Linked DNA regions of Homo sapiens: all the other regions are linked to region 1. The links are chromatin contacts, found by Hi-C or POLR2A ChIA-PET in ENCODE. All regions are on one chromosome and are shown on one strand. The core of a region is the stretch at or near the end of the contact, and the rest is flanking DNA. Distances in the headings are between cores, read along the strand shown. Region 1 holds the start of MIR3945HG (MIR3945 host gene). Region 2 overlaps SNX25 (sorting nexin 25). Region 3 overlaps SNX25 (sorting nexin 25). Region 4 holds the start of LINC02427 (long intergenic non-protein coding RNA 2427). Region 5 holds the start of CFAP97 (cilia and flagella associated protein 97). Region 6 overlaps LINC02363 (long intergenic non-protein coding RNA 2363).

Region 1 (4,065 bases), core at 635-3,134:
ATCACGAGGTCAGGAGTTCAAGACCAGACTGGCCAAGATGGTGAAACCCCGTCTCTACTAAAAATTCAAAAATTAGCTGGATGTGGTGGCGGGCACCTGTAATCCCAGCTACTCGGGAGGCTGAGGCAGAGAATTGCTTGAACCCGGGAGGCAGAGGTTGCAGTGAGACAAGATCGTGCCACTGCACTCCAGCCTGGGTGACAGAGCAAGACTCCATCTCAAAAAAAAAAGAAAAAAAAAAGAGCATTAAATATATGACATCTTTAAAACTGTGTGGATTTAGAACTGAGGTATCTTCTTTGTTACCTGAGGAGGGAAACATGCTTATGGGGCTAATGTCATTTTAATTTTGGGGTAGGTCTGTCTGTCTTCTGTGGGGTGGGGGAGAGTGAAAATTTTCTCTGCTGTAGGTGAAGACCTCTAGGCTTTATTTTCAACTCATATGCCTCATGCTATTGTTCGAGAATCATCTTTTCTATTCATATAAGCTATATCATACTGATCTTTTTTTTAACCTTATTTATTATTTTTTATTTTTGAGATGGAGTCTCCCCCTGTCACCCAGGCTGGAGTATAGTGGTGCAATCTCAGTTCACTGCAACCTCTGCCTCCAGGGTTCAAGTGATTCCCCTGCCTCAGCCTCCAGAGTAGCTGGGATTACAGGCGCGCACCACCACACCTGGATAATTTTTGTATTTTTAGTAGAGACGGGGTTTCACCATGTTGTCCAGGCTGGTCTCGAACTCGTGACCTCGGGTGATCCGCCCGACTCAGCCTCCCAAAGTGCTGGGATTACAGACATGAGCCACTGCACTCAGCCCCCCTTTTTTTTTTTAACTTTAAAATCCACTTGTGACACTTTTGTAAAATACCATCAACCTTGTGTATTAAGCTACTGTTGTGACAGCCATGATAATTTCCCTCTGAAAATGGTTTGGAGACATGAAATAATAAAAATAACCTTTAAAATGCATTATCACTCTGATTCTATTAGGAAAAACGGAAGTCACTGGATTTAAACTATGTCAATGCCCTGTACTTTCTGTCTGTCAGTAGGTGCTGTAACTGTTGGCTAAATGATTATTTTTCATGCTTCCTTTCTCATTTCTGCTTTTTTAGATATTTAAAATGTCCTTGTTTCTTGGTGAGCAGAATTATTTCCTACCTCATGACCATGAGTCATGACCTTATACTCTTCTTTCAGTACAGGAGAAAGCTTCATTAATTTACTAATGCATTCATTCCACAAGTAAACTTCTGCAATCCTCGTTTATTCATATACTTTGACAAAAACAAAGAGACCCACAAGCTTTTTGAGTCTTCACAACCCAAAACATGTATTTGAAACTGAAAATTCAATCATTCCATGTTTATAGGCATATTGCTTGATAGAAACATATAAATCATTACCTGAATTTTTTTTTTTTTTTTTTTTTTTTGAGACGGAGTCTCACTCTGTCACCCAGGCTGGAGTGCAGTGGTGCAGTCTCAGCTCACTACAACCTCTGCCTCCCGGGTTCAAGCTATTCTCCTGCCTCAGTCTCCTGAGTAGCTGGGATTACAGGCGCCCACCACCACACCCGGCTAATTTTTTTTTTTTAATTTTTAATCGAGACGGAGTTTTACCATGTTGGCCACGCTGGTCTCGAACTCCTGACCTCTGGTGATCCACCCGCCTTGGCCTCCCAAAGTGCTGGGATTACAGGCATGAGCCACCGCGCCCAGCCTGGATTTTTTTTAATCCAACCCAGTTCCATATTTTCCTCTAGAGAGACTGACTCACCAAGCCTATCTCCTTTTCCTGGAAACACAATCAAATTAACTTTCCAGTCACCGCTGTGTCTAGGTGTGGCCATATGAGTAGTTCTCACCAGTGGAATGTAGTGAAAACGAGATGCTGTCTCTTAGGGACTAAGGAAGCTATCTTTCCTCTTCCGACATTTGCTGACTGGTCGATGCTAGATGATCTTGAGACCCTGTGCTGAGGACTGGAGAACTACAGGAAAGGAGCAGTATCTCTGAATTATCGTGTGGAAGGTCACTTGTCTAGCCCCTGATGACTGTGAGGTAAGTCGTTAGGGATCTGGGGTTGTCTGATACAGCAGTTAGCAGGTCCTGACTGACATATCCCTCTTATTCTTTAAGTTGAACAAATTAGAGACTGGAGTGTTTTGGGTAGCCTTGCTATATGGCATGGTCGAAGACGGTGCTTCGCAGGTGATTTACAACCCTCCTACCATTTACTCTGTCTTCATTTCAAGCAGTATAACCTATAATTTCCTAATCTTCAGCAGAATAGGAAAAGGGGCTCAAAGCCACAAACACACACGCTTCCTTTCAATGTACCTTTGTTGCTCAGCCACAGTGGCGAGTTCACGCGCCTGGCAAGACCTCTCCCTATTTGGGCATTTTGTGAATACAGAAGAATGGGCGCCCTGGTGTGACCCAACATCAGAATCCAAAACATGGCATCTTTACCTAGCCCTTTTCGCTTCTTTTAGATCATTCAATAAACATAATCTGTTTTCTTTCAAAATAACATGGTTATCTAATTCCCTTCATTAGCAGCTAGCAAAAGAGGCCCTGGGCTTCCCGTGAGCTAATTCACTGGGTCCCTGAGGTCGTTGCGGGCTTTCCCTCTCACTCTTGCAACAGACACAATCTCACTTCTTTAATGTAAAGTATGGTTTTTCTGTCGAAATGTGCTTCCTGTTTTCTTTATCGTAACTTACAGGCATGATTGCCTGGGTCTTCTCTCATTATTCCCAGTCCACTGCCTCTTCATATTTAGTGGTACTTCTGTCTTACTGGTCCCTGGAAATTTATCTCAGATCATTTCCTTTTGGGTCTATCTCTTCTTTAAGAGAAATAATTTTAAAGTCAAAGCTCCATAATACAGAGATCTGTTCTCTTTCCCACCATCTGTTTTCTGAACCTCCCCTCCTGGTTCAAGCCTCTGTAGGATAATTTGAACACAAACCATTGACTGCCAACTGAAATCGAACAAGATAATGTCCAATTTGCCCTTTTTTCTCTCTGATTTGTCCCAATGTTTACATTTCTCCATCAATCAATGAACAAATCACTTTGGTACAGTGTGCCAGTAGCTTTGAGAGGAGCACAGAAGCAATACAAGCAAGCTCACCAGTAACTTATGAGGCTCGCTTACCCAAAGCCATTCAAGAATAAGACAGTAGATAACACCAGCCACCTGGTGTATATAGAAAGTGCATTCAGAGGGCCGGGCACGGTGGCTCACGCCTGTAATCCCAGCACTTTGGGAGGCCGAGGCGGGCAGATCACGAGGTCAGGAGATCGAGACCATCCTGGCTAACACGGTGAAACCCCGTCTCTACTAAAAATGCAAAAAATTAGCTGGGCGTGGTGGTGGGCGCCTGTAGTCCCAGCTACTCGGGAGGCTGAGGCAGGAGAATGGCATGAACCCGGGAGGCGGAGCTTGCAGTGAGCCGAGATCGCGCCACTGCACTCCAGGCTGGGCGACAGAGCGAGACTCTGTCTCAAAAAAAAAAAAAAGAAAAAAGAAAGTGCATTCAGAATTGGGGAGGGGAGAGATCAATGTGTGTTAGAGCCAAGGAAACATTTAGTAAAGATGGAATTTAGCCCTTAAGGACTGTCAGGCCAGAGCAATAGGAAGTACAAACATTTCATATGTAGAGAATAACACGAACAAGGCACAAGAGCAGAAATATGAGTAACAGCCTCAGTGGGTCCTATTCGTTATGCACCTATCATGTCCCTTGCACTATGCCGGGCCCTTTGCACTCATTATATACGATGCTCACAGCAATCCTGAGATTGTGAGGCGGGTATTTTACAAATACAAGAAGTCAGTTTTAGAGAAGTACTAAATGGCAGACTCAGGATTCATGTCTGCACTTCATTCACTGCGTAGGAAGGTGAGGGTGGTTAAGGAGGTGCCACTCTGGGAGCAGAAGGCAGTCACTGGAGCAGATCAGTGGAGCTACGTTACGGAGATCCGGGATGGTCCGTGAGGATGCTGGGCCTCACCTGGTAAGCAACAGGGACTGCTGTAGAAGCTTTAGC
Region 2 (4,032 bases), core at 726-3,225, 450 kb before region 1:
AAGAGAGGTGTGGGCCCGGCGTGGTGGCCCCCACCTGTAATGCCAGCACTTTGGGAGGCTGAGGCAGCAGGGTCACTTGAGGGTAGGTGCTTGAGACCAGCCTGGGCAATATAACTAAACCCCATCTCTACAAGAAGTTTTTTAAAAACTTAGCTAGGTGTGGCAGTGCATGCCTATAGTTCCAGATACTCAGGAGGCTGAGGAGGGAGGTTCACTTGAGTCCAGGAATTTGAGGTTGCAGTGAGTGATGATCCTGTACTCCAGCTTGAGCAGCAGAGCAAAATAAATAAATAAATAAAAGTTGAGAAAGGTGACAGACAAGGAATGGAATCCAGAAGACAGGTGAAGAGATCAGAGATCAGCTTTGGAGAAAGGCTACCTCCTCCACTGTAGTAACATGGAAGGCAGAGCAGGTGGACATTGGATATGAGGAAGTTTGCAGACATAGCTGGATGCCAGAGTAGTTCCCTTTATATGGATTCAGTTTTGTCCAAGTAGAGAGCAAAGTCGTCTGTGTGGAGTGAGGGGGTAAAAGACTGAGTGATCAGAGGCCTGAGGTAAAGGGGCAAGTGTGGAATCTCTCATGCAAAGAGAGCTCAGCAGGACTGCCAGGAATGCTCAGGGCCCAGAGGACCGCTAGAGAAACAGAATGCTCCTCCCTAGGCATGGGAACTACATATCTGGACAGGTGAGAGCACACTCTCTGGAGGTGAGTCAGCACATACCTCGCTTAGATATGAAACTACCAATGATAAAAGAGCATTTGTGTTTTGTCTCTTGGTTCCCACGAGTGCAGTCTAAGTAATGGTTTGCACATCCTCCCAGCTGGAGACCTCCATCCGGTTCCCTAGGATGGTCATTACCCATCTCAGGTCCCAATTAGTCAAATGTATAACATAGCACTCAGGGAGGCTGCAAAATTAGCTGAAAAAACTTAGACACAGCACCATAATACGTTTTTATCAGAAGCAGCTTTTCCGGTACTTAACACAAAGGGCCACAGGCAGGCCTCAGGTCAATACATGGACTTGTTCAAGATGATCTGTCAGGTATTATCAGACATCTTTTCATCCCATTTTCATTTACTTCAATAATGGTTTCTGAACTTGTGTTATACTTGGCCAACAGTCAGGACCTGCCTAAAGAACTCACTAATTTAGCATTTATCTCAACAGGAAAAAAATAGTATTTCAGAGACTCCTTTGTGGGAGGATGAAGGTAAATGTAGTTTGCCCCAAAATTAGTCTATTGCAAACTAAGATGTTTTGTGAGTGTACCTAAGGAAATGCAAGCTTGGAAGACCTAATTTTTCAAGAAAACTTTTACTTTTAAAATATATATCCTTAAACTTCATAGTTTGTGTATAATGTTTAAGTTAATCTAAAAATTCTGGGACTAAAGTTGCCTCTTATTTATAAAACAAACCTAGACCTCAATTTTAATTTGGGGTTAAAACATGTTAATAAAGAGAGAGAAATATAGGAGAAAACTGACACCCATTTACCAACCATTACATTCTTTTTACCCAAAGAGAGCTTAAAACGCCTTTCTAAAAGGACAAAACCTAGAAGAAAATTCCAAAGAGAAGTAAGAAAGAGAATAACCCTTCCCTAAAACCCAGCTGCAAGGCTGGGAAGAATGTTTTGGTGCTCCGCTTAAATGTGGCTTGCTCACGTGAATGCGTTCTGTTTGATAATGGGCCATACAATGCCATTGTCTGATCACAAAGCTTGTTGCTAACAAATGCAACAGCAGCTTGTTGCTTAGATGGTTCTGTTTATTTTTGCCTCAGAAAGCGAATGCCACATTCAGAGCTAAATGACTAACGTGGAGCTCATGCATCCCATGCTGCTGGCATGCAAAAATCCTTGTAAATCCAGTGATGCAGATGAATACATTTCTTTGTGGCCTTAAAACCCATTCATCCAAGAAATATTCACATCAAGAAAAGTATAGGCGAGTGGGTGTGTGACAACACCCCGTGACCCAGCTCATGCCAGAGTTATGTGGCTGTTTCTCTATAGAGTGTTAAGTAGTAACACTGTGCATTGTTAGAAACTGGGTTAATCACACAACATTTAATCTAGCTTTAAAAAGAAGTGGCCAGTGAAACACCGGATGGCAGTGTGTCTTTAAACTGGTGCCAAGATGAACACACACATGATGTTAGGTTAGTGCAAAAGTAATCACGGGTTTCGCCATTACTTTTAATGGCAAAAAAAGTGATTACTTTCGCACTAACCTATAATATTCCAAAGCAATTAGTTCAAATATTTACTGTTTTTCCGTCTAGATAGTCTAGGTTCTACTGAGATCAGAGCAAAAGGAAATGGGTGAATTTGGGTTCATTTGGTGAAAAAGACATTTATATTAGACATTAGGTAAACCCTTTTGGCTACAAAGACATTACAACAGACTTACGAATAACATCACAGAAATGCTTTTCGCTATAAATCCCCTGCCCATGATATAATTCTTCCTTAAGCAAGTGAAGTGGCTTGCAGTAAAACAAAAACAGCAACATCTAACGACAACTGTTAGATGCTATTTCTAATGAGGCAGCAGAGAGCAAAGTAACTTAAAGTGCAAACTCATGACTCCAGAAATAGTACAACTGGATTAAAATGGCACCACTGTGCTTTTCAGGTATAAAAAAAGAAAAACACCAACAGTAGAATATTTTCCTTCCCTCATAACATGCTATCATGTTCCAGGGCATATCATAATGGCAGCATCCTCAGCAGACTCACTGAGGGATTTAATGGATAATACAGGGCAGGGTTTCTCAACCTCAGCACTACTGACATTTTGGACAGGGTAGTTCTCAGCTGTGGGGGGCTGTCCTGTGTACTGCAGGATGTTTAGCAGCATGCCTAGCCTCTACCACTAGATGCCAGTAGCATCCCTTCCCCCAAAGACGACAACCAAAAATGTCTCCAGACTATTGTCACATGTCCCCTGGGGAGCAAAACTGCCACCTCCTACCCTCCACCTGGCCCCACTTAGCAGTGCTGATACAGAGGTACAACCTGCTCCTCTAACAAGAAGGTTAGAGCAAACAGAGGACAAGGCCGCACCCTCCTTCCCCTTCCCTCACTCCTCAACATGGGCTCTCTTCTCTCCTCTGCCCAGGATGCTCAGGTCTTCTCGTGAAATGCAGGCAATCGACATATGGAATAGAGACTTCCTCCCTAGAAAATGCTGGTTCTCCAATCAACTGTATGTGCACTGACAGACTAACCAGCTGTTGAATCTTTCTTGTATATTCAAATAAAAGTTTTAGGCTGGATGTGGTGGCTCATGCCTGTAATACCAGCACTGTGCAGGGCTGAAGTGGGAGGATGGCTTGAGGCCAGGAGTTTAAAACCAGCTTGGGCAACACAGCAAGACTCTGTCTCTATAAAAAAAAATTTAGGCCCGGTGTGGTGGCTCACGCCTGTAATTCCAGCACTTTGGGAGGCTGGGGCAGGCAGATCACATGAGGCTGGGAGTTGGAGACCAGTCTGATCAACATGGAGAAACCCCTTCTCTACTAAAAACACTAAATTAGCCGGGCATGGTGGCGCATGCCTGTAATCCCAGCTACTCGAGAGGCTGAGCCAGGGGAATTGCTTGAACCCAGGAGGTGGAGGTTGAGGTGAGCCGAGATGCGCCATTTCACTCCAGTCTGGGCAACAAGAGCAAAACTCCATCTCAAAAAAACAAAATAAGTTTAAAAATTAGCCAGGCGTGGTGGCATGCACCTGTAGTCCTAGCTACTCAGGAGGCTGAGGCAGAAGGATCACTTGAGCCCAGCAGGTCGAGGCTGCAGTGAGCCGTGATCACTAAAGCCAGGAGTTTGAGGTTACAGTGAGCTATGATCACGTCTCTATGTTCCAGCCTGGGTGACAGAGTGAGAACATGTCTCTAAAATATAAATAAGTAAACAGAAGTTTTACTAAATCCTCTTGATGGAAGGGTTCAAGAAACAGGTATATATTTACTTAGGGACTAGTCAAGATTTGAAGTGAGAAATGGTACTTGACCTCTTAA
Region 3 (4,053 bases), core at 198-2,697, 400 kb before region 1:
TTTGCTTTTTTTCGTACTAAGCTCTGTAATCTGGTTTATATTTTATTCTTTCAGTAATCTCAATTTGGACTAGCCACATTTGGGGTGCTCTATAGCCGCTGTCTAGTGGTTACCGTGTTGGACAGCACAGTTTCTAAAGCCTATTTAGAAAGAAGGTGAAGCCAGTGTGATGTTTGCAAGAAGCTAGGTCTTTTGAAAAATAAAATATTAGTGGGCTTGGTGGTGACTCCCCACAGGGCCCCAAGGGAGAAAAACATTTAGCTACACACTCCTGCTCCAACTCGAGGGTACCAAGGTTATTTTTTATCACTTCTTGTTTCTCAGAGGTTTTTTTTTTTTTTTTTTTCACTTTTCAAACACTGTTTGATTTGGCTTAATTGCAGATGTCATTTCAGATAAATAATTTATCCTCCTGCTTTTCTTTGCTTGTCTGCACACTACTTTATCCCTGGGAATCCTACGTGAACCAGATCTACTTCACAATTCCCTACGAACAACTAACCTATACGTGTCAAATAATTTTTTAGCCTAGAATTTGGGGTTCATTTTATACATCTTGGCCACTACACACCAAATTAGAAGCTTCAGGATAATAAATTGGCTGGGCACAGTGGCTCATTCCTGTAATCCCAGAACTTTGGGAGGCCGAGGTGGGAGGAACACTTGAGCCCAGGAGCTTGAGACCAGCCTGGGCAGCATGGCAAAACCCCATCTCTACAAAAAATACAAAAATTAGCCGGGTGTGGTGGTGGACGCCTATATTCCCAGCTACTTGGGGCTGAGGTGGGAGGATCATTTGAGCCTGGGAGGTGGAGGTTGCAGTGAGTCAAGACAGCGCCACTGCATTCCAGCCTGGGTGAGCAAGCAAAACCCTGACTCAAAAAAAAAAAAAAAAAAAGAAATTTAGGTGAGCTCTCTGGGGGGAGGGATTGGAGGGTGGGGAGAGGGAGAGTCATTTTTCTTAGAAAACTGAATGGCAATGGAATCACATATTTGCAAGTGCCCACAGGTCAAAGGAAGCACAATTTTGGTATTAATATTCTATGATGGCTTTTTTCATGGTTGAAATATCAACCATGGAAGTATATTCAATGTTTTTTCACATTTCCAGTATTTTTGCAATTCAGCTTTATAGCAATTTATAAAACAGCATTTTAAATTTCATAACTCAAAAACATGCAACAGCATTAGGATTTTTGTTCACAAACAATGACACAAAGGTTTAGATAAATTTTCAGAGTGATTCCAGCAGCCTCAGTTGTAGGGATAAGATAACTGTGCCTTCCAGCTGAGAACAATTAATTGCCAAAGACAGAAAAAAGATCTATCTCAATCTTTTACTACTCAGCAAATAAAATGTATAGAGGGCTTCTAGTCTGTAAGGTGGAATCAATATCCGTATCACTAAGCACTGGACACAAAAAGGAAGGTAAAACAAAAGCAAAACCAGAAAACAAGGCACATGAAACTCTCAGTCACGTTCTGCTCATTTTCAGATATTAATTTGAACCTATGGTTGTTATGTTTTCTAGATTTTGCAAAAAGTAGCTACATCTCATCCCTAATGGTACTATTCCATTAAGGAAAAACAGCGGAAATGGTTTCTGACCCAGATGAAACTGCAAAAACAGGAATGGGTTGATCCTATAATCTCATTTATTGGCAACAAACAAATAGACCACAGTTCCTACATAGTAAGTGAGTTTCGTCCCTTCAGGAAATTGAGGCTCAAAGAAGTGAAGTAACTTGCTCAAAGAGGTAGCAAAGTCAAGACTCCTACCTGCCAATCACTCTTTCTACTCAGCACACTGTAGTCCTGCACATAGGTGAACAAGATAAGCTGCATGAGTAAAAGATAGGCAAAACCTAAAATAGCATCCTCGTCCACTAGATATCCAGTTTGTTTAAAACACATTTACATGAAAAAATATATGTAAAAGGCTGTACTTTGTAAAACTGCTGTACAAGACACAAACAGAACCAACGAGTGAGGCCAGGTGCGGTGGCTCACACTTGTAATCCCAGCAACGACACCTCTCTTCAAGCTAAGTATCAAAAAACTATACATAACTTAAATATAAAAAGTACGGGCTGGGTGTGGTGGCTTACATCTGTAATCCCAGCACTTTGGGAGGCTGAGGCAGGCAGATCACCTGAGGTCAGGAGTTCCAGACCAGCCTGGCCAACGTGGTGAAACCCTGTCTTTACTAAAAATACAAAAATTAGCCGTGCGTGGTGGCAGGCGCCTGTAATCCCAGGTACTCCAGAGGCTGAGACAGGAGAATCACTTGAACCCAGGAGGCGTAGGTTGCAGTGAGCCGAGATTGTGCCACTGCACTCCAGCCTGGGCGACAGAGCGAGACTCTGTCTCAAAAAAAAAAATAAAGAAGAAAACAAAGCCATGATTCTAAATATACATTATATAACCATATAAACTAATTTACACAAGTACACATATCAACAAAATACTTTAAAACATACCCTACGGGTCAACTTAAGGAGACAGAGAAATTCGTAACCATAAAATTATTTCATGGCTTTTATTAAGAAATAAACATTCAAGGTCAAGACGCCAACTAAAGAAAAAAAAAAGAAATATACAGAAACAATACAATTAATCACAATGAGAAATGAAAGAACACTTATCCTCACTACCAGGCAAAAAAATCTTTCTTCTAAAGGCATGATAACACCCACCACAAATTCAGGTGCTATTATCATTCAAGTATATCTAGTTTTAGAACTGCTCTCAAAGAAATGAGTAGGTAAAAAGGAGGCCACTGGAGATGAGAGAGAATGAAGTAACATGATTGGAACTTTAGTTTTAGTTAGGTTAACCTGAAAACAGGATTTAGGGTAACAAAGTAGAGAAAAACTATAGATGAGGACACAAGTTAAAAGGCTCCCGCGTTAGTCTAGACAACAGGATGTTAGGTAATCGCTACCCACAAATTTTCAGAACAAGGAATGAGCTAAGTAAACAGTATAAGAAAGAGAGCTTCAAGAGGGCCATTTTCCCACCCTTGTCTTTTCCCCTGAGCGATTTAGAAATGCGATTCAGAGATACATGTCCTGCCCATGAGGTACAGCCCCATGATCATGAAAGTCCACGCCTGGGTCTCTTAGAACAAAGAGACAGTCCTCATTCAACCAGAAACTTGTCTAATGACAATGATAAACAACAACAGCAACAATTCTATTGTTCATTTAGATGGTCTTTTATGGTTTGTAAAGTTTTAAAATGCAATGCAAAGTTATCTTCTGGAAAGATTTGGGGTTATTAGTTTATGTGATTGATAGAGCTATGTATTTATCCAACAAAAAAAAAAGTATACATATTGCATGTCACTGGGAGAAAAGCATGAACTAGAACTCGATGAGTTGAGCTTTCTAAAGGGTGGGAAAAGTCATGCGAGCCTTGCTTCCTCTGTGCCACCATCTAATTCCCAGGCAGCCAGACATCTGGAACAGCCATACGGTGGGCCTTGGAAAAAAGACTACCACATAAAGTTTGCCTTACCTAGGACCTGTTGCAAAGCTGTTAAAAGTTCTACATAAAAGTTCTGTTCTCCATAAAATTTCTGTTATACTTTGACAATGACCTTGCAGTATCTTCCGCTGTCATGATTGTTTTCAAGTTATGACCCTGTGTATGTAACAATTACTTATGGGCATATTTACCACTGAAATTCAGAAAAGCATTAAGAGCCAATTAAAACTAGCTGAAATGTGCTCACTTTGAAATGTATATGTAGGCTGGGCATGGTGGCTCACGCCTGTAATCCCAGCACTTTGGGAGGCCAAGGCCGGTGGATCACCTGAGCTCAGGAATTCAAGAAAAGCCTGGCCAACATGGTGAAACCCCATCTCTACTAAAAATACAAAAATTAGCCGGGCGTGGTAGCTCATGCCTGTAGTCTCAAGCAACTCGGGAGGCTGAGGCACGAGAATCACTTGAACCCAGGAGGCGGAGGTTACAGTGAGCTGAGATCATGCCACTGCACTCCAGCCTGGGCAACAGAGTAAGACTCGGTCTCAAAAAAAAAAAAGAAG
Region 4 (4,090 bases), core at 671-3,170, 320 kb after region 1:
TACAAAAAATTAGCCAGGCATGGTGGTGTGTGCCTGTAGTCCCAGCTATTAGGGAGACTGAGATGGGAGGATCACCTTAACCCGGGGAGGTTGAGGCTGCAATGAGCCATGAGTGCTATTGCACTCCAGTTCTGAGAGACAGAGTGAGACCCTGTCTCAAAAAACAAAAACACAGAGACATATACATAAATACTCTGCAGAATCTATGTATGTATGTATGCATTTCCCTGCAGAGGACAAAGGGCTACATAAGGGACACTACTTGTAAAGTTTTTGTTTTTTGCATGTGTGTTTTTTGGGGATGGAGATTTTTTGAGACTGGCTATCTGGCCAACTTCAAAATTCCACAAGAATGAAGATTGGGTGGCAGGCATTTGACTTGCACAGTTATGCATTTTATTTGGTCACCCAGGTCTTCCACACAACCCATTTCATTAGTCATTAGTCAAATTCAATTTTCTTTTTTTTTTTTTTTTTTTTAGACAGAGTCTCACTCTGTCACCCAGGCTGGTGTGCAGTGGCACAGTTTCAGCTCACTGCAACCTCTGCCTCTCAGGCTTAAGCGATTCTTCTGCCTTATTCTCCCGAGTAGCTGGGACTACAGGTGCGTGCCACCACGCCCAGGTAATTTTTGTATTTTTAGTAGAGACGGGGTTTCACCATGTTGGCCAGGATGGTCTTGAACTCTTGACCTTGTGATCCGCCCGGCTCGGCCTCCCAAAGTGCTGGGATTACAGGTATGAGCAATCGTGCACGGCCATAATTTTTTTGGTTTTCTTTTCTTTTCTAGAAAGAAACAGGGAGGAAGGAAGGAAGGAAGAGAGGAAGGATCTGAAGTAAATATGATAAAACTTTGTCGTAGATACCAAGGTGTTTAAAAATTGCTCTATGTGTTTTTCTTTATACTTATTTCAAACCAAAAAATTATTTCATCTTTGTAAACAATGAGGAAAATACACATAAGTTTTATAAAATGCAACACTCTCATCCAAAGAAGACTAATTTTAACATTTTGATGTATATGAGTCCAGACTGTGCCATACGTTCATTTGCCTACAAGTCCTAATATATAATATGCGTTGGTGCTTTTTGTTGTTGTTTTTTTTGGGGGGATAGTTTTTGAAGAAGCCAAAAATTTTTTAAAAAGTTCTATTTATAAGGTAGATGACTCTGAGGTTTGTTCTTTCTCTGAGTCTGCGTCGGCTCGCCTTCCTTGATTCTACGACGTTTTGTCACAGTTCCACAGTCCCGTTTGTAGATCGTGTGGGTTATTCTTCACCCCACTCTGTCCACTTGGGGGCTATCTCAGTCCATTTCAGATCTGAGACTGGACGGAGGCCGACACCCGTTTCCAAGCCAAGTCTTCCTGTGCGGCCGACATTCATCAGATCACCCTCCCTCTGTGAAACGAGGTCTCCTAACGGCACCCCCTGACTTTTTTTCGACACCCTCATACATTTGGCCCTCGGTATCCACAGTGTTCCCCACCGATGGATTCAATCAACCAGGAATCGAAAATATCCTTTAATAAATTGCATCTGTACTGAACACGTACAGACTTTTCCTTACCATTATTCCCTAAACAACACAGTATAACAATTATTTACATTGCATTAGGTATTAGAAATAATCCAGAGAAGATTTAAAGTACACGGAGGATGTGCGTAGGCGATATGCAAATATTACGCCATTTTATATCAGGGACTTGAGCATTCCGGATTTGGTATCAGCACAGGTCCTGGAACCAATTCCCCAAGGATGTGGAAGGAGGACTGTATCATTCAGGAAAAAGTACAATCCTCTGCGGTGCTGCCCCCAGCTCCCCGCCTTCACCACTGCGCCTGCGCCTCCGAGAACGGACTACAACTCCCAGGATGCACCGCGCCCGCCACCGCCCTGGCAGCCCGACTTCCTGCTGGAGGTTTCCTGTGGCTTGGGGCTCCGCCCGGTATGGGGAAAGTTTAAGGCGGAAGAGCCCTCGTTTGTCGGCTGCTTGGGAAGGTATTGGGAACAGCTTATGTTTTTCTTTCACAAAAAAGCAGCAGGCACCACAGAGAGAGACGGCTGTCTAGTTTTTTGTTGGGCACAGATCTTGCTTCTCTGAACCGGGAGAGAGGTGTTTGCCCCTCGCTGCGGGGGCCCAGCACAGGTGGTTCCTGCTGGCTGTTGTCCTTGGTCACATCGTCCTTGGAGTTGTAGGAATCCCTCCCAGACTGTGGGATAGGCTGACAATCTTGGATATTATTGTAGTGGTGAATGTTTTCTCTTTAAGGGATTTCAGTGGGAAATTTAGAGGAACGTAGAGGAGGCTGTTGGGTATTTTACCCTGCGTGCTTCCTTTAGAGATTGTTCTGAGCTGTGTACTTTGTAATCCTTGGGCCCGGGATTCTTATCATGTTCTTTTCACTGGTTTTGGTTAATGTGTTTGTTCTGAAGACAGTAGCCTGGGGGAATGAGACATCTCCTTAAGGCGCCGCTTGACTGACAGACACCCTTAATGTATGTAATTCATGGAAAACTACAGTCCCCACCTCACCCCCCTAAAAAAGCAAAACATCTGAGTTAGGGGGTGTGTCAGATTGAAATGGTTGAAGAGTGAATGGTGGCTGGAAGGTGAGCAGTTAGAAGTGATTGCAAATTCCTTTCCAGTATATTGTCAAGAAGGATAGGATGGTGGCCTGACACCCAGCTCTGCTATTTATTCTGTTATCTCTTACAGGTTAGTCTCCCTCTTTGAGTCTTAGTTTCTTGTCTGTAAAATAAGGGTGATATTACCGGTCCTCCCTGCTTGTCAGTTTTTGTGAAGGCAGTTCAAAATAAAGTATGTCAACATAGTTCCTAAACCCCACAGTCTCCCAAAAGTGAGTGAGTTGGTAATCAGTAGAGTGTCCAGTGTAATACAAGGCCAGGGCCGCTAGAAATGCCGTTCAAAGCAGACCGCATCTACAAAATACCTTCACAGTAACAGCTAGATTAGTGTTTGATTAAATAATTTAATTAAATAATAATAATTAATAATAGCCTAGCCAAGTTGACACATAAAACTAACCCTCATACCCCAGAAAGTCTTTGCTCAAATATTATGTTTTCCTAACATTTAAAATTGCAGTCCTACACACGTGTACATCTTCCCTAATATTCTCTCTTCCCGTTCCCCTAGCCTGCTTTCCTTTAGCATTTATTATCTTTGAGCCATCCCTGTATTTCTTATCTCTATCTTTATTGTCTTTTTGCCTTCTCTGGAATGTTAGCTCCACGTGGGCGGGGCATTTTTGTCAATGTTGTGAACCGATGAATCCTCAGCACCCAGCACAGCATCTAGCACACAGTGGGCTCCTAAGAAACCTTTGCAAATCACCGAATGAAGCATTAATGTGAGCACTCAGTAAATATTTTTTCAAATGAATTTAGAGCTGGAGTTCATCATGAGATATTCCTGAACAGCCTCAGTAGGAGAGAAGTAGGAAAAGGGTAGAAGCATGGCAGATTATAGGAAAAAAGAGAAAATTTTCAGAGTTTGACATCTAAGAAGTCGAAGATTTAGTGAAGAAGGAGCACAGACTTGGGTGTTAAGTTCCCTTTACCCCTTAGCTGTGTAACTTTGGACAGGTTGTCTAATCTCCTTGAACCTCAGTTTCTTCGTCTGTAAACTGGAAATAGTAATACTTATCATGTAGGGTTGTACCAGTGGTGACAAGTTGATGCGTTTAATGGGCTTAGCATAGGACCTGGCCCACAGTGAGTGTTTATTAAGAGGTGTCTGTTGCCATCACCACCATCATCATCATCATTATTCAATATCAAAGTGGGGAAATTTATAAGAAATCATTGAAGTGTACTAAAAGTAAAATTTTGGGATTTCAGTCTAGCCTGTGAAGTTGGGATGTTAAAAATCTGAAACAATGTTAACACACAAGTTTGGTTTGTACAGAGTGTCAGGGCATAGTCACTTTTGTGCCAGGTCCTTTTATTTTGTTTCAAAACAGAATGAAAATCTTTTCAGCATATATAGCCCATAAAACACAGTAATTGACATCAAATCCTTCAGTTTGCCCCAAGCTGCCACTTAAAGTGCAGAGTTAGTTGGTTC
Region 5 (3,936 bases), core at 384-2,883, 350 kb before region 1:
GGTCTGGAACTCCTGACCTCAGGTGATCCGCCCACCTCAGCCTCTCAAAGTGCGGAATTACAAACGTGAGCCACCGCGCCGGGCCAACCACAGTTTAACAACTATCCCTGGAAAGTGGTGCCAACACAGTTTTATTAAGCACTTTAAAAGAAAGTGAAATTCTTGCTTTTTTTTTTTTTGAGACACAGTCTTACTCTGTTGCCTAGGTTGGAGTGCAGTGGCACGATCTCGGCTCGCTGCAACCTCCACCTCCGGAGTTCAAGCGATTCTCCTGTCTCAGCCTTCCGAGTAGCTGGGACTACAGGCTCACGTCACCACGCCCAGCTAATTTTTGTATTTTTAGTAGAGACAGTGTTTCACCATATTAGTCAGGCTGGTCTTGAACTCCTCTCAGGGGGCCCCACCCGCCTCGGCCTCCCGAAGTGCTGGGATTACAGGGGTGAGCCACTGCGCCCAGCCAATGCTGTCTTTTAGGCAACAAAAAGAGAATTGATTATACTTTTGGTAATTAAGACCAACAAGTACAAAATGCATTGTGAAGGACGAAAATAGACAATCCTTACTGGAACTCCCCGGGACAGGCAGGGTAAGACCCATATTTCCTACCCTTCTTTGCACTTAGATGTGAACAATATTTATTAACTACTGGATTGTATACCATTGCTGCTATAACAAATTACTACAAATTCAGTAGTTAAAACAACACAGGTGTATTGTCTTACAGTGCTTAAGGTATTAAGTCTAAAATCAAAATTTGCAGGCTCTAGTTCCTTCCTGAGGTTTCAGGAGAGAATCCGTTTCCTCCTTTTGCAGCTTCTACCTGCACTCCTTGGCTCATTGCCTCTGACATCACTCCAACCTCTAGCTTCTGTGCTCACAGCTCCCACTACTGACTTTGAACTTCTTGTCTCCATCTTATAAGGACCTTTGTGATTCCATGGGGTTCACTGGATAATCCTGGTTAATCTTCCCATTTTGATCCTTAATCACATCAGCTAAATCCTGTCTGCCACATAAGGTGACATATTCACGTGTTGTGGGGACTAGGAGGTGCACATTTTTGGGGTGCCATCATCCTACCATACCTGAGAGTTCAACGAGAAGTTATTGTATTCAATATATTCTGCAGAGATCATTTTTACCTTAGATTGTTTTAACTACCCACCTCGTTTACCACTCGGCAAAGGTCTTTCCATTCTGAAACCAGCCTCTGGTCCACAGAACTAACTAGTGGTATGAACTGAAATTTGCTGATAGAAAATATCACAAACACACAGCCGCCGTTCTTTTTTATTCTTGGTTTGGTAGAGAATTACAAGATAATCAAGGCAGCTTTCCCTATTAACGCACGAGAACAACGGGGCCTACCCGCGCCGCCCTAGGCAGCCGGGAGCAGCAGTAACGCCTCTAGGGCGCCATGGCAACCACGCGGGCTGGACCGCCTTCTTCCGCGGCTCTTCTAGTGTGCGCGTCCCTGGCCCGGCCTCCACTCCGCCCGCGTGGAGCCCCGGCCTGGCCGCCTGCCCGCCGCGCTCTGTGACGCCCGCCGCGAGGGCCGCACGAGGCCCGGCGTGCGCCCCCGCCTCTCCCGAAGCGCCGGGCCCCACGCCGCCCCTCCTTTCCCTTTCCGCTCTCTCCGCCTCCGGAAGCGCGGGCGCGCGGCGCCGGGAGCCCGTTCAGGGCCGCGGGAGTGCGCCAGCGCCGCGCGTGGGGCTGTGGTGGCCGCGGCTCTCAGGTGAGGGGCGCGCGAGCGGCTCCTGGCTCCCTGCTCGCGGGGCGCCCGCCACGCTCCTTTCCGTTCGCATCCGTCTCCCCGCTCCGGAGCCCAGGCGGCGGCGAGTACTCGGGGTGGGTTTAACGAAGCCTGCGCGGACGGTGGGAGACCGCGCCCCCACGACAGGGGCGCCCGCGGCGGCGGGTCGCGGCGCCGTTCCACCCCGGTCCCCTGTGAGAATGGCGGGTCCCGCCCTCTCGCGCGTTCCGGGTGGCTTTGAGGGTCAGGATCAGCCCTAAATTGAGATTGGGCCGCGACCACATGCCGGGCCCTGACGACTTCTTCCTACTTGTAGGGACTCGAACCTAACCCACGAGGCCCGAGGGGTTATCTGCCTTCCGGGGACGGTAGGGGATGTAGACAAGAGCCTAGCGTTCCTGGAAACAGGTGTTTAATTTGGGCCGGGATTTTCATGTACCCAATTGGGCATCTTGTTGGAGGCCTACTGTGCTGTTTAACTACAGAAATGTATTGTCACAGTAACAAGATGACAGTTTAAAAAGTGCCCGGTGCTTTTCTGTGTATTTTCCTGATGTTTGGTGAAAGCATTAGTCTTGTTATTGCTGGTCTGTAGGACCTGGCAAGTGGGGCGTGCCCAGTGACTCTCAGGCAGCTTTGATAAAAACTTACCTGTCTCTTTTTTTTATTTTTATTTTTTGAGACAGGGTCTCGCTCTGTGGCCCAGGGTGGAGTGCAGTGGCACGATCATGTCTCACTGCAGCCTCCCAACTCCTGGGCTCAAGCGATCCTCCTGTCTTGGCCTCCCAAAGTCCGGGGATTACAGGCGTGAGCCATGCCCCTCCTGGCAAAACTCTGTCTTGATTGAGCACCAAAGGGTTGTTATGGTCTGATGAACTATCCTTTAATTTTATCCTTTCCTAGTCTGTTGTAAAGAGAATCTTAACTACTTTATTAAGTCATTTTTCTTATTCTCTGGTAAATTGAATCACTTACCTCGTAGTAAATGTTATCAAAAGAATTGCTCAGTGGATGGGATTGTTGGGTAAATTTTCCTGTAAATTAAGTCACATGAGTGTCGAAATCTTTACAGTAACTCTGTTGGATATTATTAACTAAAATTTAAACCTGAAAAGTCTCACAGGCACCGGACTATGCACCAGGGCGCATGAACTGTGACCACTTAGGGAGGCAGCTGGCTTCCAGCTCTTGGGGACTGCATGACCTTATCATGGAAATGCAGATAAAGGCATAGTTGTGGTTTGTGCTTCCGGAGGGGTGGGGGAAGATGGCAGGAAACTATCAAGGAAACTGGGTTGAAACCCGGTGATTTTTTTTGTTTGTTTGTTTTTTGAGATAGGATCTCACTCTGTTGCCTAGGCTGGAGTGCAGTGGCCTGATCTCGGCTCACTGCAGCCTCAGCTCCCAGGTTCCAGCGATTCTCCCACCTCAGCCTCCGGAGTAGCTGGGACTACAGGCGAGAGCTACAACGCCCGGCTAATTTTTGTATTTTTTGTAGAGGTGGGGTTTGGCCATGTTGGCCAGGCTGGTCTCAAGCTCCTGGGCTCAAGTGGTCTGCCTGCCTGGGCCTCCCAAAGTTACAGGCATGAGACTGTAACATGAGCCACCGCACATGAGCCTCCATGCCCAGCCACACACATACAAGGCGATTTTTCTACCCTCGTGGGTAGCAAAGAGCATGGCTCAATCTTAAATCTCCTAACTCCAAACTCCTTTGTGGGATAAACATTCTTTGAATGACTAAATTCATCAGGTTCTCCTTTGGGTACTGGGGTTATAAAGATGAGGAAGTGACGAGGAGCTCCCAGTCTGGCAAGGAGACAAGTGTAGGGGATGGGGGGAAAAACAAAAATCCTTTTTCCTTTAGCTGGGTCTGCAGCTGGGGCTGTAAGGCAGATTAACAGGAGAAAAGGCATACGTATTTTATGTTAATTTTTACAATGACACAGGGCTTTCCTAGAAAAGAAGTGGATAGGCCAGAAAGTTTCTATACGGTGTTTAAAAGATGATAAACTGTGGAGATACGACATGAAGAGATCATAAAACCAGGTGGAGGGTTAGACCTCTAGGGATTGAAACTATGGGACGGTAAATACAGGCATACCTTGGAGATATTTTGGTTGCTTGCAGACCACCACAATAAATTAAATCTTGGAATAAAGCGAGTCACATGAATTTTTTGG
Region 6 (4,368 bases), core at 520-3,019, 510 kb after region 1:
GAGGTCTAAAGTAGGTAACATATGTCAGACACATAGCACAATGCCTGGCGCATGACAGCTGATCAGTGAAGGTTATTTGTCCCTCCTGCTTGTCCTAGGAGGAGCTAGTGCCGGGATTCGCCTCAGGGGCATGTGGGTGTCAGAGACAGGGCATTGCGTCCTGGCTAGGTGGCTTGCCAGATGCAAGATCATCTGTTTTCCTGTTTCTAAAAAGGAGATAATGTCATAAGGTTACTGTCAGGATTAAAATGAAAAGTGATAGAGCATGCCTGTCCCATCATAGGAACTTGATACCTGTTGGTTTCTGTCTTTAAACTTCTTTGAAATATGCCATCCCTCATCCCTGTGATGGCCTCACAGGCAGCTGCATCCCTTGAACCCTGTACTGGACCACTGGCCACCCCTGCATCTGCCCCTACCTCTGCCTCATGCAACTGTCACTGCCATAGGAGGGGCCTACCAGGCACTGGGCGACTCAGCCAGGTGCGGAGGCAGACACGAGGCTCCATGGCAAGGCTGTGGGACTGTCCCTGGCAAAACAAGCCTCCCTTCACTTTCTGTCTTTATGACTACCCTCGCTGTTCTGTCACTTGATTTTACCTGAGGATCCAATTCTGGGGTAGGAACAAAGTTTCCTCCTGAGCTCTGACCATGCTCTGAGTTGGAAATCCGAAATACTGAAGGATTTCCAATTCACAGCAGCTCTATTTTGGATTTTGATTTATTTGTTGGAGTGGTTCTGAGCTATCACAGCCTCCCACTCGCCCCCTCCTCAGGGCTGTTCTTGGAGAGAGCAGCATGATTTCAGCCCATGAAGGAACAATCAGGCTCAATAAACCTAAGAGAAAATCGAAGAATAATCTAATGTTCTCAGTGCTCAGGTCTAAAGAGGAAGTGACCTCATTTCATAAGGGACAGCCATTGCTAGTTTAATAGAATAGCCTTTTGCATTATCACAGATGTAGCAGACTAGGTGTGTAATCATAGATAAAATAAAAAATCGTAGACAATTTTGAAGAAAAACCAGGAGCATCTTTTGAGATTACTTAAGGGAATACAAGGAATCTATGTATCCCTTTGCGTAAGATGTCCCATGCAATATATCCAGCCCCTTGGGTATTTAATGAAGCACTTTCAAGAGGATAAGAGGCAGGAGACCGGAAAGACTCCACTGGTGTTCTGCAAAGTGGAGTGTGAAACGCAAAGGTTTTTTTTTTTTTTTCCAGAATTTACACATCCAATGCCAAACCTAAGGAGGAAAGGAGTAAATGGCCAGAAGGAATAGGGATTTGATTGCCAGATGGTTAAATGTGGTGTGACAGTATTCCATTAAGAATTTTGAAACATTCAACATACATTCACTTTGCTTCAACGAGACCCAAACGGAAAGCATCTAGAGAGGCACACACGCAGCGGCGCTCTGCGAAACGTCTGTGTTTCACATGGTACTGCCTGTTTGCCTGTCGGCTCTCAATGCCACCCCACTCTCCCTGCCCTTCTCTGTAGGAGCTGGAAGCCTGCAAACTACATTTCCCAGAATCCCCAGCCAGCTTGCTTCCCAGTAGCCTCTGCCAATGGGAGACACTGGTGGGAGCTTGGAAGGAGGGTAGAAGGGAGAAAGAAGCTGATTTTATTTCTCCTTCTGTTGAAGTCTCTGGCAGTGGCAGCAGTAGCAGCAGTGGCAGCAGCTGCGGCAATAGCAGTAGCAGCGGCAGTAGGTGACTGAGTTTCTGCTCAGGTGGAGTTTCAACAGCAGTGGGGGCAGGGAGTGCTCTCGCAGCCTCTGCAGCAGGGCGTTCCTGGGCTCTGGATCTGGCAGCATCAGTGTCCGTGACAGGCAGCCCTTGGTGGGAGTTTAATTTCTCGGCTTCCTGAAAGATTTCCAATAACGGCCGTGGAGCAGCAAGTATCACAGCAGCTTCAGCCACCGAGCAATCACCGACTCTTTGTGGATCACACCATATTTCCTTTTGTTCAGCCAGCCTTAGGACGGTAGTAGTAGCTTCCTGCAGTTACTGGTCTCTGAATGATCTCAGCTCTCCCCTTTTATTCTCCTCCAGCTCTTCAACACATTTGCAGCCCATTTCCTAGGTTAACTTTCTTCTACTTGAAATTCCTAGGGTAGTTTCCGTTCTGCTGACTGGACACTGTCCAGTATACACGTTTATAAGGTAAACGCGAATTTTAAGGCAAATCAAATACAATCTCATTTTAATTCCTTACCCCAGCTGCATTTGTGGGCTTACAAAAGGAAAGAGTAAGCGAGTCTTTCTCCCAAAAGTTTGACAACAAAACTCAGTTCCTTGTCACATACCCTGCAGCCTCCACCAAAGAGGTCACCATGACAAGTATTCTTGAGCAAGAGACTTTCTTTTGAGAGATCTCTGTTCATAACCATAATGACATTAATAGTAGGTACCCGTTCAATAAGTGTCTTTTATATATTGGGCATTTCAAATACATTATTTCATTTAATTATCAGTTATAATAATTATCTATCTATCTATCTATCTATCTATCTATCTATCTATCTATCTATAGACAGGGTCTTGCTGTGTCACCCAGGCTGGAGTGCAGTGGCAAGATCTCAGCTCACTGCAGCCTTGACTCCCCAGGCCCAAGTGATCCTCCTACCTCAGCCTCCTGAGTAGCTGGGACTACAGGCATGTGCCACCACCATGCCCAGCTAATTTTTGTATTTTTTTGTAGAGATGGGGTTTCGCCATATTGCCCAGGCTGGTCTTGAACTCCTAGGCAGAATCGATCCACCTGTCTCAGCCTCCCAAAGTGTTGGGATTTCAGGCATGAGTCACTGCACCCAGCTTACTTGGCTTTTATTAGCAATTCATAAACTGGGCAGCACCTAGTTGATAAAATAGACAAGAGCTCCACTGGGAATGGCAGAACAGTAAGATTCTGTAAGGTAGTTTGAGCAGGAACAAGGAAACAGCATAGTACAAAAAGCATATTGGTTAATATCCGCTTACTTGGTTACTTCTGGTTATCTTGGTTACTTCAGGTTGCTTTCATTGTGTGGATTAAAACAGAGGGAACTTGCTTTATCATGCCACTCAGGTTGACTGGACTCCTTTTTTTTTTTTTCTTTTTGGCAACCTGGCCTGTTTTGGGATTTTACTGCTTTTTAAAGTTTTAGTTTGATTACGTGGCACTTAACATGAGTGACTCCATTTGGGTTGGCCTGTTGGGGCCCAGTGCAGGAATTCAGTCCAAAACAATGGTCTCTCCCAAGTTTTATTTAACAGTGGCTACGCACCCCTCTCTTTTTAGCATGCATACCTTTTGCCATGTGACTAAGCCATCCTTCCTACCCGGTGTCACAGTCTATTTCTTCACTCCCCAGAATTTAAGATGGTCTTGTGAATTACTCTGGCTTACAAAATGAGCCAGAAGAGGTATGTGAGTTCCAGAGGCCAGACTCAAGGGGTCTGGCAAATTCTGCCTTCACCCACTTGGAACATTGTCCTTTAAAGGCCCTGAAAGCAGCAGATCTCACCTGCATTGGAGGATGAGACGCCACATGAAGAAGAAAGAAGACGCCACAGACAGCAGCGCAGTACCACCTTCCAGAGATGTGAGTGTGACCGTCTTTGACCTTCTAGCCCAGCTGCTTTCCCTGAATGCAATGCATGAGCAGGCCAGGCAAAACTAGAGAGGGAAGCTGCCCAGCTAACCCACAGAATTATGAGAGATAAAAAATCATTGTCTTAAGCCACTAAGTCTGTTATGCAGCAATATATAGCATTCATTCAACTTTTGTCTCATGAATACTCTCATTTCTTTTATAAGTTCTTTTGTGGTTCAAATTAGCTCAAATCAGTTTCTGATGCTTATGACCAAATGCCCCTATGTGATAGATTTTGAGGGGTTAAGAAGCTTGCTCGGATCACACAGCGGTAAGTAGCAGCACTTCATCTTTAACCCACCTCTGGCCCACTCCCTTTCCATAGGTCCTTGTTGCCTCCCTCCCTAATCCCTTCCAGTCTAGTTTCCTCACTCATTTTAGCATCTTGAAGATGCCTGACCTTTTGTAACAGGCACTTAGAAGAGGCAATAATCAAGCTGTGAGCTGGAATACTGGGTTTCTCATCCAATAACCAGGTTGGCAGGTTGGTAACCATACAAGGGACTTTTCAAACTGGAGAATTAGTGTGCTGAGCACAAAGTGGTGAGTATTTTGAGAGTTACTGAAATATAATTGACATAACAATAAAAATACAATATTTAAGTGCATGTATTTCAAGTGTACGATTTGACAAGTTTGGTTATATTATATACACCTACGAAACCATCACCACAATTAAGAAAATGAGCATAGCTATCACACACAAAAGTTTCCTTGTGCCCCTT

The links. A loop is a pair of places that touch in the nucleus more often than their neighbours do. ChIA-PET counts read pairs that join two places held with the same protein, here RNA polymerase II (POLR2A). Pooled maps may share reads with other maps.
Region 2: a map with no recorded cell type shows a loop between it and region 1 (4-fold over the local background). The contact joins the enhancer-like site here to the promoter of MIR3945HG in region 1. A Hi-C loop is called at or near these places in 4 of 37 single-sample maps with no recorded cell type and 2 of 50 pooled maps.
Region 3: a map with no recorded cell type shows a loop between it and region 1 (2.8-fold over the local background). The contact joins the enhancer-like site here to the promoter of MIR3945HG in region 1. A Hi-C loop is called at or near these places in 2 of 37 single-sample maps with no recorded cell type.
Region 4: a pooled map shows a loop between it and region 1 (6-fold over the local background). The contact joins the promoter of LINC02427 here to the promoter of MIR3945HG in region 1. A Hi-C loop is called at or near these places in 1 of 37 single-sample maps with no recorded cell type and 4 of 50 pooled maps. POLR2A ChIA-PET finds 5 or more read pairs at or near these places in 1 of 52 experiments (activated CD4-positive, alpha-beta T cell).
Region 5: a loop to region 1 is called in a pooled map, with 2.6 times the contacts of the local background. The contact joins the promoter of CFAP97 here to the promoter of MIR3945HG in region 1. A Hi-C loop is called at or near these places in 9 of 37 single-sample maps with no recorded cell type and 5 of 50 pooled maps. POLR2A ChIA-PET finds 5 or more read pairs at or near these places in 2 of 52 experiments (GM10248 and activated B cell).
Region 6: a loop to region 1 is called in a map with no recorded cell type, with 2.2 times the contacts of the local background. The contact joins the enhancer-like site here to the promoter of MIR3945HG in region 1. A Hi-C loop is called at or near these places in 2 of 37 single-sample maps with no recorded cell type and 2 of 50 pooled maps. POLR2A ChIA-PET finds 5 or more read pairs at or near these places in 1 of 52 experiments (H1).

The regions. Positions count from the first base shown.
Region 1 is chr4:184,853,471-184,857,535 of GRCh38, reverse strand. It overlaps MIR3945HG (MIR3945 host gene), which reads left to right and starts at 1,884. Exons shown (of 3, transcript NR_132989.1): 1 at 1,884-2,067.
Region 2 is chr4:185,304,039-185,308,070 of GRCh38, reverse strand. The region is part of intron 6 of SNX25 (sorting nexin 25); the gene reads right to left. Among named protein-coding and RNA genes, the nearest start is that of LRP2BP, 90 kb to the left of the region's middle. RefSeq lists a silencer at 1,582-1,876 and enhancers at 1,400-1,900, 1,986-2,045, 3,081-3,270. Within about 2 kb of position 1,975, at least 11 of the 41 ENCODE cell types and tissues checked have a DNase peak (open chromatin) inside an H3K27ac peak, as active enhancers do.
Region 3 is chr4:185,253,470-185,257,522 of GRCh38, reverse strand. All of the region lies in intron 2 of SNX25 (sorting nexin 25), which reads right to left. Among named protein-coding and RNA genes, the nearest start is that of SNX25, 46 kb to the right of the region's middle. Within about 2 kb of position 1,447, at least 4 of the 41 ENCODE cell types and tissues checked have a DNase peak (open chromatin) inside an H3K27ac peak, as active enhancers do.
Region 4 is chr4:184,535,413-184,539,502 of GRCh38, reverse strand. It overlaps LINC02427 (long intergenic non-protein coding RNA 2427), which reads left to right and starts at 1,920. Exons shown (of 3, transcript NR_147158.1): 1 at 1,920-2,001. RefSeq lists enhancers at 1,580-1,909, 1,980-2,189.
Region 5 is chr4:185,201,697-185,205,632 of GRCh38, reverse strand. CFAP97 (cilia and flagella associated protein 97) reads left to right here and starts at 1,633. Exons shown (of 5, transcript NM_020827.3): 1 at 1,633-1,735. It also overlaps a transcript of SNX25 not described here. RefSeq lists enhancers at 481-570, 681-790 and silencers at 1,550-1,721, 1,331-2,100.
Region 6 is chr4:184,341,177-184,345,544 of GRCh38, reverse strand. It overlaps LINC02363 (long intergenic non-protein coding RNA 2363), which reads left to right. Exons shown (of 3, transcript NR_040108.1): 3 at 3,492-4,368. Among named protein-coding and RNA genes, the nearest start is that of LINC02363, 11 kb to the left of the region's middle. RefSeq lists a silencer at 227-296. Within about 2 kb of position 1,769, at least 31 of the 41 ENCODE cell types and tissues checked have a DNase peak (open chromatin) inside an H3K27ac peak, as active enhancers do.